Linked DNA regions of Homo sapiens: region 1 is linked to region 2. The links are chromatin loops, found by intact Hi-C in ENCODE. Cell type or tissue: endothelial cell of umbilical vein. All regions are shown on one strand. Each heading gives the region's core, and the rest is flanking DNA. Links, peaks and the distances in the headings are about the cores only.

Evidence for each region. Hi-C counts contacts between places; a loop is a spot of excess contacts. Peaks named below come from ENCODE experiments on the same cell type or tissue, not always from the same donor. Only the 100,000 strongest peaks of a DNase experiment are listed, where the experiment ranks them.
Region 1: a loop joins it to region 2, with 2.2 times the contacts of the local background. A loop is called at or near these places in 2 of 110 quality-filtered maps.

The regions. Positions count from the first base shown.
Region 1 is chr7:140,338,864-140,345,335 of GRCh38, reverse strand. It overlaps SLC37A3 (solute carrier family 37 member 3), which reads left to right. Exons shown (of 15, transcript NM_207113.3): 12 at 73-120; 13 at 1,773-1,924. Among named protein-coding and RNA genes, the nearest start is that of SLC37A3, 56 kb to the left of the region's middle. In endothelial cell of umbilical vein, for the core only: a CTCF peak has its summit at 2,003 (motif pointing right); no DNase peak of the experiment used is centred there.
Region 2 is chr7:140,649,989-140,656,701 of GRCh38, reverse strand. LOC105375535 (a long non-coding RNA gene) reads right to left here. Exons shown (of 6, transcript XR_928047.3): 3 at 4,696-4,887; 4 at 4,073-4,308; 5 at 861-1,113. Among named protein-coding and RNA genes, the nearest start is that of DENND2A, 13 kb to the right of the region's middle. In endothelial cell of umbilical vein, for the core only: a CTCF peak has its summit at 3,102 (motif pointing right); a DNase peak (open chromatin) is centred at 3,131.

The DNA.
Region 1 (6,472 bases), core at 1-5,000, 310 kb after region 2:
GCGTACGGTTGGCAGAGGCACGTGGAGTCTGCTTTTCAAGCCACCATGGTTTGTCTGTGTCTTCCCTCACAGGTTCTCCAAATGATAAGTCCATCAATGCCCTTCTGATGACTGTTACAGGTACGGCACATGGCTCTGCTCCACCATGCTTCTGTTGCTCTGTAAATTCAGAGGAAAAGGGAAACTGTTTTCTCCCTCAATTTGAGTAGTACCGAAACCTTAATTACAGAGAATTCAAATTTTAAAAGGAAAAACGCCTCCTTTTCCAGATTCTTTTTCTCTGCTGTTTCTTACATGACCTCCTCAGTCCTATTGTGACAGAAGCGGTCCCTATTGACAGAGATTTTCTACGATTTTTGATTGCTGCCCCAGCTTCTGCTCTTACCTCTAAAAGTGACTTAGAAAAATGCCACATGGGAGACCAATTCACCAGCTTTCAAAAAAATCCACAATAGCTCGTGTCTCCTCCTGTGTTGGAATTGGTCAGCATTTTGTCACTTGAGCACTAGATAAAATAGTTGGGTGCATTTAGGGACTATGTTATAGAAAAATTACTTACTTTATTTATTATTTATTTATTGAGACAGAATCTTGCTCTGTTGCCCAGGCTGGAGTGTAGTGGCACAGTCTCAGCTCACTGCAACCTACACCTCTTGGGTTCAAGTGATTCTCCTGCCTCAGCCTCCTGAGTAGCTGGTAATATAGGCGTGCACCACCACGCCCAGCTAATTTTTGTATTTTTAGTAGAGACATGGTTTCACCATGTTGCCCAGGCTGGTCTCAAACTCCTGACCTCAGGTGATCCACCTGCCTTGGCCTCCCAAAATGCTGGGATTACAGGCGTGAGCCACCATCCCCAGCCAGAAAAATTACTTATTTTAAACTTTCTAATTTTATTTTTATTTTTGAGAAGGAGTCTCGCTCTTGTCACCCAGATGGGAGTGCAGTGGTGCGATCTCAGCTAACTGCAACCTCCACCTCCTGGGTTCAAGTGATTCTTCTGCCTCAGCTTCCCAAGTAGTTGGGATTACAGGCGCCTGCTACCATGCCCAGCTAATTTTTGTATTTTTAGTAGAGACAGCGTTTCACCATGTTGCCCAGGCTGGTCTCGAACTCCTGACTTCAGGTGATCTGCCCACCTCAGCCTCTCAAAGTGCTGAGATTACAGGCATAAGCCACTGCGCCCGGCCAGAAAAGTTACTTATTTTAAACTTTAGATCATGCTTGGGAGAGTGAGCTGCTCATTCTACTTGGGGTACATGGAACTGATTCCAGCAGTGGGACCAGATTCACCTGGGCCATCGCATGCCTGATTCATGGGCAGCCTCACTGAGAGCAGTGGCAGATAGAGTCACCTGCTCCATTGCAGTGGCTTTTTCCTCTTTGCTCTTTTTTTTCAATATTCCTGGTTGAATTTGTGTAGTGGAATGATCATATGATGCAACTACCGTAATAGAATTTATTTGACAAGCTAGTGCAATTAGTTATTAATGAATGTAAACTTCACAGGATTAGAAGGGCTATGTGTTTCACTATTTTTGTATCTTTGGGTTCTACAAAATATACTAGAGTGTCACATAATTCGAGAAGGGATTTCAGGAACGTGGATGTTAACTACTAATAGTTTGAAAATGATACTATCTGGGGGTTTCCTTTTTTTTCCACTTCTCTCCAACATATTAAGAAAACTATTCGGATATTATTTTGCCTTATGCAGTAGATTGCTAGTGGTTGTGAATTGTGTTTTAATAAGAACCTGTTTATGACTTCAGGATTTTTTATTGGTGGACCTTCTAATATGATTAGTTCTGCTATTTCTGCGGACTTGGGTCGCCAGGAGCTCATCCAAAGGAGCAGTGAAGCTTTGGCCACTGTCACAGGAATTGTGGATGGTTCGGGGAGCATTGGAGCTGCAGTGGGCCAGGTGAGAGAACAGGAGAGGGGCTGGGATTCTAGTGTCTTCCCTCAAAGGCGGCTGAATGTGAACCTGCCCTCTGGGCCTCAGTAGGTGGCACTCTTGTGCTGTAGAACGCTGTTCCCAGAGCCCAAGGACTTCCGTCTCCCCTCAGGACCAGCTGATGCGTCCTAATGTAGAAGGACTCTCCATTGTTTTTAGTTCCTTTTTTCTACTTATACTTCTAGATTCTTCCTGTCTGCAAATAAGCTAAGACCTCGTAAGACAGACAGATCCTTCTGCCCCAGCCCACCATCCCCTTCTTTCTTTCCAGGCTGAACTTGGTATTCCGTGGTGGGGGGTGCTTCTTGTTATCCCCACCTGGCATGTGGACCCCACCATTGCTGTCTCCCGTCTCCCTCTCCCAGACACTCTACTGCATACACGTTCCTTCCTGGGCCCCGCCAGACATGGCCATGGACTCTGCAGCTGCTTCTGAATCACTCGCTCTGCTTCCTGTGTATCCAAAAATCTCTGACTGTATCTCAAAGAGTGGCCCATAAGTGTCTGGTATCAGAATCATCTGGGACACTCATTAAAGTACAGAACACCAAGCATACTACAGACTTGCTGAGTTCGAACCTACAGATCTGTATTTTCAACAAGGCTTCTTGGTGATTCTTCCACACTCAGATGTTTGAGATCCCTACACTAAGATTGGCCTACTATACTTAGAATTATTTACATTGACCTTTTTTTTTTTTGCATAAATTCAACTTTCTCTGGGACAGATATTTCTTTTCTGGCAGAGTCATGAGTCATGCCTCTTCTAGGATATACCACTACAGATTGTAGAGTACTAATTTTGTAGAAAGATGGATCTGAGAGTCATCTGTATGGATAAAAATAGTTGAACCTGTGGAAGTGAATGAAACATTTAATAGGGAAAGAGAATGTTGGCCGAGTCTCAGGGAATGCCCAGTGGTCAAAGAAAGAGGAAGGCAGCAGAGTAACCTGTAGTCAAGGGAACTGCGTTTGAGAAGGCGTTAGTAAGGTCATGGATGTAGAGAGGTCAGGAGAAAGAGAACTGAAGGATTTGTCTTTTAGGCTCTTAGTTTTGACATCTAGGAGGTCATTAATAACCTTGAAGATTATTGTTACTTGCTTGATGGGGGTGAATTGCTGATGTCTGATTGCTAGTGGTTAATGAGAGATAAGTATTGAGGTAAAGTAAGCCATGTTAATACTTTGACTACCTAGCCGTATTTTAATAGTCTATATGCACTTGTTAATGTCTGTCTCTCCCACTGTAACATAAGCTTCCTGAGCGCAGCATTTTGTTGTATGTTCTTCTGTCACCTTAGTACCTAGAACAGTGCCTGGCACACAGTAGACATTACTTGTGGAATGAATGACTGATATGCTTGGCATATTTGATTATAAGACTAAAGGGCAAAAAACCCCAAAGAAACAAAAACCTTAGCAAAGCCTTGAAAAATACGCTTACCTGATCATGCCCTGGAGCGGGAATCGAAAAATGCTCCCAGCCATCAGTTCAGACGTCTTCACCTATGGGGTAGAGAGTGGCTGCATTGGGCATCCTTTTCTGACATTATATTATTTTAAGTTATCCTTCCTTACGAATGTTTTCTTCACTAACTAAATGGGTGCATTATAATGAGTATTTCAGAGAATTTGCTTTTATTCAGATTGCCTCACCTGCCAGTATCCAGATCCCTCACTGTGAACTTGGGTCCTAGACTGACCTTCATGGTTGGGGAAGCACGTCTGGAGTAAATCACTGTTAGCTTTACTCATTCCTCTTCCATGTTGAGTTTTGAATGATTTCCCATTGCCTAAGGGGTGAAATCCCAAACTCTGTGACTTAGCGTTAACCTCTATCAGCTCTGTCCTTAGCCAGTGTACTAATTTACCCTGAATAACTTTGTTACCCCGTCTTTCCCTGACTTCCCAAGTAAAGAATTGTTTCTTCTTCAGGTTGCCATAGCAGTTGATGCGGTTCTGTAGTAGGCACCTGTCACGGTGTAAAGGTGATGCACCGTGACAGGTGCTCTGCTTGTTTCCTTCGTCTTTGTATTCCCAATGCTTAGTGCTTTTGTTGACACATACTAGGGGTTCAGTAAGATTAAATTGCAGTATCTGCCCAAGAGAAATGAGAACAAATGTCCACATTAAAACTTGTACATGAGGCTAGGTGTGGTGGCTCATGCCAGTAATCCCAGCACTTCGGGAGGCCAAGGCAGGAGAATTACTTGAGGCCAAGAGTTCAAGACCAGCCCAAGCAACATAGTGAGACCCTCATCTCTACAAAAAATAAAAAGTTAGCTGAGCATGGTGGTATGTGCCTGTCCCAACTACTTAGGAGGCTGAGACAGGAGGATCGCTTGAGCCTGGGAAGTCAAGGCTGCAGTGAGCCATGATCACACCACTCCAGTCCAGCCTGGGTGACAGAGCCAGACCCTGGCTCTCTCTCTCTATTTTTTTTTTTTGAGACAGCATCTGGCTCTTATGCCCAGGCTGGAGTGCAGTGGCAGGATCTTGGCTCACTGCAACCTCTGCCTTCTGGGACTCAAGCAATTTTCCCACTGCAGCCTCCCAAGTAGCTTGGACTGCAGGTACCCACCACCATGCCCAGCTAATTTTTGTATTTTTTTTGTAGAGACAGGGTTTCACCACATTGCCCAGACTGGTCTCAAACTCCTGGGCTCAAGTGATCCTCCTGCCTCAGCCTCCCAAAGTGCTAGGATTACAGGCATGAGCCACTTGCCTGGACAAGACCCTGTCTAAAAAAAAAAAAAAAGACAAAGTTGCAGTCAGTTTGGAGCCCCCCATGCTTCCTGTAGTGGATGATGAGACCTCTGCTTTTTTGCTACACATGATGTGATCTAATATAAATCACATAGTCGTTCTGCATTAATTTTTTTCACTTGTACATTTCAGTAATAATGTGATTGAAGAATGCTACCCTTTTGTGTCTGCGGCCAAATTGATTTTTGACAAGGGTGCCAGGACCATTCAATGGGGAAAGGATGGTCTCTCAATAAATAGTATTGGGAAAACTGGATATCCACGTGAAAAGAATGAAGTTGGAGCTGAGGAGTGGGAGAGGAAAGAAAAAAAAAAAAAAGAATGAGGTTGGACCCTAACCTTACCTCATATGCAAAAATTACCTCAAAATGGATTAAAGGCCTAACTTGAAGAACTTAAAATTATGAAACTCATAGAAGAAAACAGGGACAAATCTTCATGACAAATATGTACAAATGACCAATAAGCACATGAAGAGTCTCAGCATCCTTAGTCATTGGGAAAATGCAAATCAAAAACACAGTGAGCTGTGACTTCATGCTTACTACGATGGCTGTAATTAAAAAACAGGAAAGGGCCGGGCGCGGTGGCTTAAGCCTGTAATCCCAGCACTCTGGGAGGCCGAGGCGGGCGGATCACGAGGTCAGGAGATGGAGACCCTCCTGGCTAACACGGTGAAACCCCGTCTCTACTAAAAATACAAGAAAAATTGGCTGGGCGTTGTGGCGGGTGCCTGTGGTCCCAGCTACTTGGGAGGCTGAGGCAGGAGAATGGCGTGAACCCGGGAGGTGGAGCTTGCAGTGAGCTGAGATTGTGCCACTGCACTCCAGCCTGGGTGACAGAGTGAGACTCCATCTCAAAAAAAAAAACAAACAGGAAAGGTGACTGGTGCTGGCAAGGATGTGCAGAAATTGGAGCCCTGCATTGCTGGTGGGAATGCAAAATGATGCAGCTTCTGTGAAAAATACTTTGGTGCTTCTTCCAAAAAATTTAAATAGAATTACCATATGACCCAGCACTCCTAGGTATTTCCCGAAAGATTGAAAACTGGGGGCCGGGCGCGGTGGCTCATGCCTGTTATCCCAGCACTTTGGGAGACCGAGGTGGGCAGATCACTTGAGGTCAGGAGTTCGAGACCAGCCTGGCCAACATGGTGAAACCCTGTCTCTACTAAAAATACGAAAATTAGCTGGATGTGGTGGCAGGTGCCTGTAATCCCAGCTACTCAGGAGGCTGAGGCAGGATAATCGCTTGAACCTGGGAGGCGGAGGTTGCAGTGAGCCAAGATCACACCACTGCACTCCAGCCTGGGTGACAGAGGAAGACTCTCTCAAAAAAAAAAAAAAAACAAAACTGGGACTCAGATATTTGTATGTCAACATTTATTGCAGTATTATTCATAGTAGCCAAAAGGTGGAAACAACTTGGGTCCATCAGCAAATGAATGGAGAAACTAAATGTGGTATATCCATACCAGGGAATACTAATGAGCCATTAAAAAGAAATGAAGGGAAGTTACAGTGAGCTGTGATCATACCATTACACTACAGTCTGGGCAACAGAGAAAGACCCTGTCTCTTTTAATCCCAGCACTCTGGGAGGCTGAGGTGGGTGGATCACCTGAGGTTAGGAGTTTGAGACCAGCCTGGCCAACATGGTGAAACCTCGTCTCTACTAAAAATACAAAAATTAGCTGGGCGGGGGGTGGCACCTCAGCTACTTGGGAGGCTGAGGCAAGATAATCGCTTG
Region 2 (6,713 bases), core at 1,041-6,040:
TTTTGCAATGAGCCACTAAACAGGGCTGGATCCAGGCTGGTCTTGTTTGTACTATATTTAACCATGAGTTAATGTAAGGAAATTGATCTGGATGCCCAGGCTGTCCTCCGACCCCTGTCACCACCCTAAATACACAGCCAATTATTTCCGTCTGTAGTTCCTTCGGTTGGCCATCCAACTCCAAAAGAAGTCCATTCTAGTTCACAGAGAGTTCTCAACCTTTGGGGGGTCAGCTTAACTCCATAATCCCCTGCAAAACCTTTCTTAAAGTTTTGTAACATGCACTCCAATGGAGTGGGTTTTGATGACTTTCCTCCTATTTCCTCCCTTTATGATGCAGCATACCCACTCTTCCTTTTGACTCAGACCAACCAGACCTTCTCCTATTATGGGAGTTTTCAGACACCACTTGGCTTTGGAGAGGTCCTTATTCCCACCACAATTCTGAGCTGTGGGGCAGCTCCTATTAGCCATATGTGGTTCGCCACTAGTCCAGGTTGGCCCCACACTTCGCTTGGAGCACACAGTCCACGCTAAGAGATCTGTGACTCCCCACATCACTCCCCACATTGGTTTCTCCAGGAACCATCTCTCACACACTTTCACACACCTCCCCATTCCCAGTTCCTGTGTTCCTAATTGGGATGGTGAGCCACTCTTGCCGCCTCCAGTTTCCTTTTCCTAACCAACTTAGCGAGCCACTCTCACATCCGGTGTCGGTTGGGATGTGAGTTTCATCCAAATTGGCGAGCTGTTCTTGCTGCCCCTAACCCGTCTGGGTCAGACTACCAGTTACACCCTGGGAAGGCTCCCCTTCTATCCTTATGAGACGGGTCCTGCCTTGGGCCCCAATACCTTACCGCAGTTCCTGAAGCACGCTGTTTCTGGAATTGTCCTGTAGCCCCTCTCAGGTTCTGTTGTGCTGCTGGGTAGGGGTGCTGGGTCACAGGAGAGCTGATTTCACCCCTCTAGGCTGAAGTTCTCCAGGTGGCACCTGGGGTCACAGGTCTCCCCAGGCCCGGGGCTCCAGCCCCATAGGGAAAGGAGACAGTAGATCTGCCGTCTCCACTCCTCCTGGCTGGCTCGCCAAGAAATGTTGCGGGATGCAGGGGACTAGACAAGTATGGGTGAATACAGGAGGATAATTATTTTAAGGTGTGCACCAGCTCAGTGGATTTATTTTTCCTTGAATTTCTGCCTCGATATTACCTAGATAAAGGTCGTCTTGTTTCTCTGACTACTTCATAAGACAAGCAAATTTTCACAAATTTAAAGGATACATTGTGGAAGGTCTGACTGAAAATAAGGCCCTTGTGGGCATCCTAGAAATTTATCTAGAATGGTGGCTCTCAAACTTTAGCATCCATCAGAATTAGTTGGAGCGCTGGCCCCACCCCATTGCTGACTTTTGTAGGTCTGGGGTGAGGCCCAAGAATGTGCATTTCTAACAGTTACTATATGATGCTGATGCTGTTGGTTTGGGGAAAACATTTTGAGAACCATTGACCTTGTAGATAGTGGTAGTGGTGAATATGGTGGTGGTGGTGGTGAAGATGGTGGTGGTGGTGGTCAAGGTAATGGTAGTGGGTGGTAACAGTGGTGGTGGTGATGGCGGTGACAATGGTGATGGTGGTGGTATTGATGTTGGTAATGGGGCGGTGGTTATATTGGTGGTGGTGATGATAATGGTGGTGGTCGTGGTGGTGGTGACAGTGGTAGTGGTGGTGATGGGGATGATAGTGGTGAGTGATGGTGGTGACAGTGATGATAGTGGTGACAGTAATGGTGGTGGCATTGATATTGGTAATGGTAGTGGTATTGTTGATGTTGGTGGTAGTGGTGGTAATAGTGGTAGTGATGGTAACAGTGGCGGTGGTGATGGTGATGATGTGACAGTGATGGTGGTGACAGTGGCAATGGTGGTGGCATTGATATTGGTAATGGTGGTGGTGGTGATGGTGATAATGGTGATGGTGATAGTGGTGGTGGTGGTGACAGTGGTGCTGGTGACGGTGTTGGTGGTGACTGGTGGTGGTGGTGACAAAAGTGGTGGTGATCATAATGATAGTGGTGGTGGTAACGGTGACGGTGATGGTGGCGACCTACAATCTCTGCAGAAATAGGCCCACCATAACCATCACCACCATCATTACCACCACTGTTACCATCCACCACCATCACCACCACCAAATGACTGGTGATGGTGGTGGCAGTGGTGAAAGTGTAGCATTGTAAAGAGCTAGAGTCAGCTCCCACACAGGTGAAGTTGAGAGATTATTACTGAGGCCCATGTCAGTTAGGAGAATTATGTCATACATATGAAGGCAACATGGGCAGTAAAAAACAAAACAAAACAAAACAAAAACAGTTCTATCACATATGAACCCTAAATCAAAGTTTATAAGGGCAACCATTGAAAATCACAGATGCTGGCTTGGAGTCAACCTGCTGCTCACATGGGTAACTTTATGCAATCCGTTTCAGGATTAGTAACAGGAGGGATGGATATATTTAGAATGTTGAATGAATTAAGAGACTGAATACGCAAAGGGACAATGGCCATATATAACTATGCATTTCTATGTCTAGTGTCATATATGGTCATTGACTCTGCATATTCAGAGGCTGTGACCCACAACCTTTGCAGCAACCGGGGCAGGAGCCAAGCCAACCTTCTATGGCGATAGGCCCAGAACGTCAGGATTTGCTCAATGACTGCCTGCTGCCCTAATTCTCACTGACACTTCCAACTCAGGACCAAGCCAAGAAAGCCAAAAATCCTCTCCAAACCCATCACATAAGATGCTGCTGCCTGCACTTTCCCCCTGCCAACATCTTCCAATTAGAGCCCACCTGAAACCTATAGAAGCCTTTCCCACTAGCATTTGAGTCTCCAGTTATATTTGACTCTCTGCCAAAGGCAAGTGATGGTGGCTGACTGTCTGGCCATAGAAAACGCTAAATAAATAGCCTCTGCCTTCCTCATTTGGGTGGCTTTCGTTGATCCGCATTGAATCTTCTCAACAGTGGAAAGCCAGCTAATTTTTAGGTTTCCAGGTGTATGAAATGCTCCTGCTGGTGTTGTTAACTCTATTTCCACTAGGTGGCACCATTCACTCGGGAAGGATAACACACGATTCCTGGAGGTTCCCAGACCCAACCGGGAGGCAAGGGAAGGGGAACTCTGCAAAAGCCCATCTGGCTTTGCTTCTCTTTCCACGTGAACCACATGACCGGGTTTAGCAGCTCGCGTGTAACACTGCTACCCAGCAGATGTGATGCAGGGCAAGTACTAGTTCAAGGGGAAGATGGTGGAGGTGGGGAATGGGCTGGCTCTGGGCTTCCCGGCCTCTGCATTTTAGGCATTCCGGACAAGACAATTCTTCGTTGTGTGTGGAGAGGGAGGCTGTCCTGTGCTTTGGAGGATGTTCGGCAGCATGTCTGGCCTTTACCCACTTGATGCCAGAAACAATCCTTGTCTTAGTCCGTTTGAGCTGCTATATAACAAAATACCATGAACTGTGTGGCTTAGAAACAGCAAATATTTATTGGCCGGGCGCAGTGGCTCACGCCTGTAATCCCAGCACTTTGGGAGGCCGAGGCGGGAGGATCACGAGGTCAGGAAATAGAGACCATCCTGGCTAACACGGTGAAACCCCGTCTCTACTAAAAATACAAAAAATTAGCTGGGCGTGGTGGCGGGCGCCTGTAGTCCCAGCTACTCGGGAGGCTGAGGCAGGAGAATGACGTGAACCCGGGAGGCGGAGCTTGCAGTGAGCCGAGATTGGGCCACCGTACTCCAGCCTGGGTGACAGAGTAAGACTCTGTCTCAAAAAAAAAAAAAAAGAAAAAAGAAAAAAGAAACAGCAAATATTTCTTTCTCACATTCCTGGAGGCTGAAAAGTCCAGGATCCAGGTGCGGCATGGTTGGGTTCTGGGGAGGTCCTGCTTCTGGGCTGCAGACCGCCGCCTTCTCACTGTGTCCGTGGTGGAAAGAGTGGGAGAGGGTGAGAGCTTTCTCTGGGGACTCTTTGATGAGGGCACTAAACCCATTCATGAGGGCTCCACTCACCTTCCATCACTTTGGGCGTTAGGATTTCAACATATGAATTTTGGAGGCGGACACGTTCAGACCATAGCACTTCCCTTTCCCAATTATGACAATAAAATATCTTCAAACATTGCCAAGTGTCAGCCAGGCATGGTGGCCCACATCTGTATTCTCAGCACATTGGGAGACCAAAGTGGGAGGATTGCTTGAGCACAGGAGTTTCAGACCAGCCGGGGCAATATAGCAAGACTCTGTCTCTACGGAAAAAAAAAAAAAAAAACCTGGGCACGGCAATGGGGCACACCCGTAGTTCTAGATACCCAGGAGGCTTAGGTGGAGGGATGGCTTGAGCCCAGGTGTTTGGGGTTGCAGTGAGCTATGATTGTGCCACTGCACTCCAGCCTGGGAGACAGAGTAAGACCTTGTCTCTTAAAAGAAAAAAAAAAAGAAAAATTACCAAATGTCCCCTGGAGAAGCAAAGAAGCAAAGTTGTCCCTGCTTGGGAATCACTAGTCTTAGGTCCTTTCGCACAGTTCTCTGCTGAGACCCTTTCAGCACCCCCTGACCTCCTTACCCCTCTTCCCACCCCACACTCACACTTTCTTCAGAACAGAATATAAGAGAAGGGAACGCCCTGCACTTACCTGCTGCAGCTTCAACGTCTTTGTTCCTCCTGAGCAGGCTCTAAACCAGTGTGTCTCTGGTGGGGACTTGAGCCACCTCCACCAAAAACACCTGGGCGGCTGTGCACCATGGCTCACACACCTGTAATCCTAGAACATTGGGAGGCCAGACAGAGCAGGAAGATCTCTCAAAACTAGGAGTTCAAGATCAGCCTGGGCAACAGAGTGAGACAACATAGTGAGACTCTGTCTCTACAAGCAAACACACACCTGGAGTGCTTGTAAAACTGCACGTTCCTGGGCTGCATCCCAGACCCCTTGCATCAGGATCACTCAGCGAAGGCCAGAATCTGTTCTTTTTTTTCTTCTTTTTTTCCCCCTTAAACTCAATGGGATTATCAGGCAGATAAAAAGTGTGAGAAAGGCCGGGCGTGGTGGCTCATGCCTCCACTGCACTCCAGCCTGGGGTAATCCCAGCACTTTGGGAGGCTGAGGCAGACGGATCATCTGAGGTCAGGAGTTTGAGACCAGTCTGGCCAACATGGTGAAACCCCGTCTCAGCTAAAACTACAAAAAATTACCCGGGCATGGTGATGGGTGCCTGTAATCCTGGCTACTCGGGAGGCTGAGGCAAGAGAATCGCTTGAACCCGGGAGGCGGAGGTTGCAGTGAGCTGAGATTGCACCACTGCTTTCCAGCCTGGGCAATAAGACGGAAACTCTGTCTCAGAAAAAAAAAAAAAGTGTGAGAAGCACTGGCCCTGCCCCTCCCCCCAGGTCCTGCTTGGTATCTCTGACCTGCAATTCCTTCCTAAGAGAGTCAGGCCCTGGCATGTGGATTTTGGCTCTGGGCCACCCATATCTACTCCCCAAGCTGGCAGAGGAGAAAATATCAGAAATAATACTGAAAGGGGCTGGGCGCGGTGGCTCACACCTGTAATCCCAGCACTTTGGGAGGCCGAGGCGGGCAGATCACGAGGTCAGGAGATCGAGACCATCCTGGCTAACACGGTGAAACCCCATCTCTACCAAAAATACAAAAAATTAGCTGGGCGCGGTGGCGGGTGCCTGTAGTCCCAGCTACTCGGGAGGCTGAGGCAGGAGAATGGTGTGAACCCAGGAGGTGGAGCTTGCAGTGAGCCGAGATAGCGCCACTGCACTCCAGCCTGGGAGATGGAGCGAGACTGTGTCTCAAAAAAAAGAAAAGAAAAGAAAAGAAATAATACTGAAAGAAGCAGGGAAAGGAGGAGGCAGTTGTGTGTGTGTGCCCTGCGGCAATGACCCATCCCTTCCCCGTGAGACCACGGCCTCCTCGCTTTCTCTTTTTCACTCTTCAGTTGAATTTTCTCCATTACTCCTTATCACGAGAATCTCTCCTCTAGTTCCTGCCTTCTGGTTTTCTAGGTGGCTTGCTCCAGACACCTTTCTCCCGGTGTCACGTAACTGGACTACTACTACCCACGTGCAGTGCATGTGCTAACCCTGTGTGGCCAAGGCAAGTCTCCCCTCCTTCTGCCTCGAGGGCTTGGGCTGCTCATCTCTGAGGCCACTTCCTGCTCTGACACGGTATGCCCCCACCATGCTGTGTGCAACTCTGTTGCCCCTGGACCCTGTTAACTTCTTTATTTTATTTTATTTTTGAGACGGAGTCTCGCTCTGTCACCCAGGCTGGAGTGCAGTGGTAAAATCTCGGCTCACTGCAACCTCCGCCTCCTGAATTCAAGCGATTCTCCTGTCTCAGTCTCCTGAGTAGCTGGGATTAGAGGCACATGCCACCATACCCAGCTAATTTTTGTATTTTTGGTAGAGATGGGGTTTTGCCATGTTGGCCAGGCTGGTCTCGAACTCCTGATCTCAGGTGATCCACCCTCCTCGGTCTCCCAAAGTGCTGGGATTATAGGAGTGAGCCACTGCACCCCACCAGGCCCTGTTAACTTCTCTGTTCTAAAGCCTGTCCTGGCCACAAAGCTACAGTGGTGCTGTCCTGGGCTCAGACTGCCTGGGCTCATCTCAGCCCCAGTACTCCCTGCCAGTGGCCTT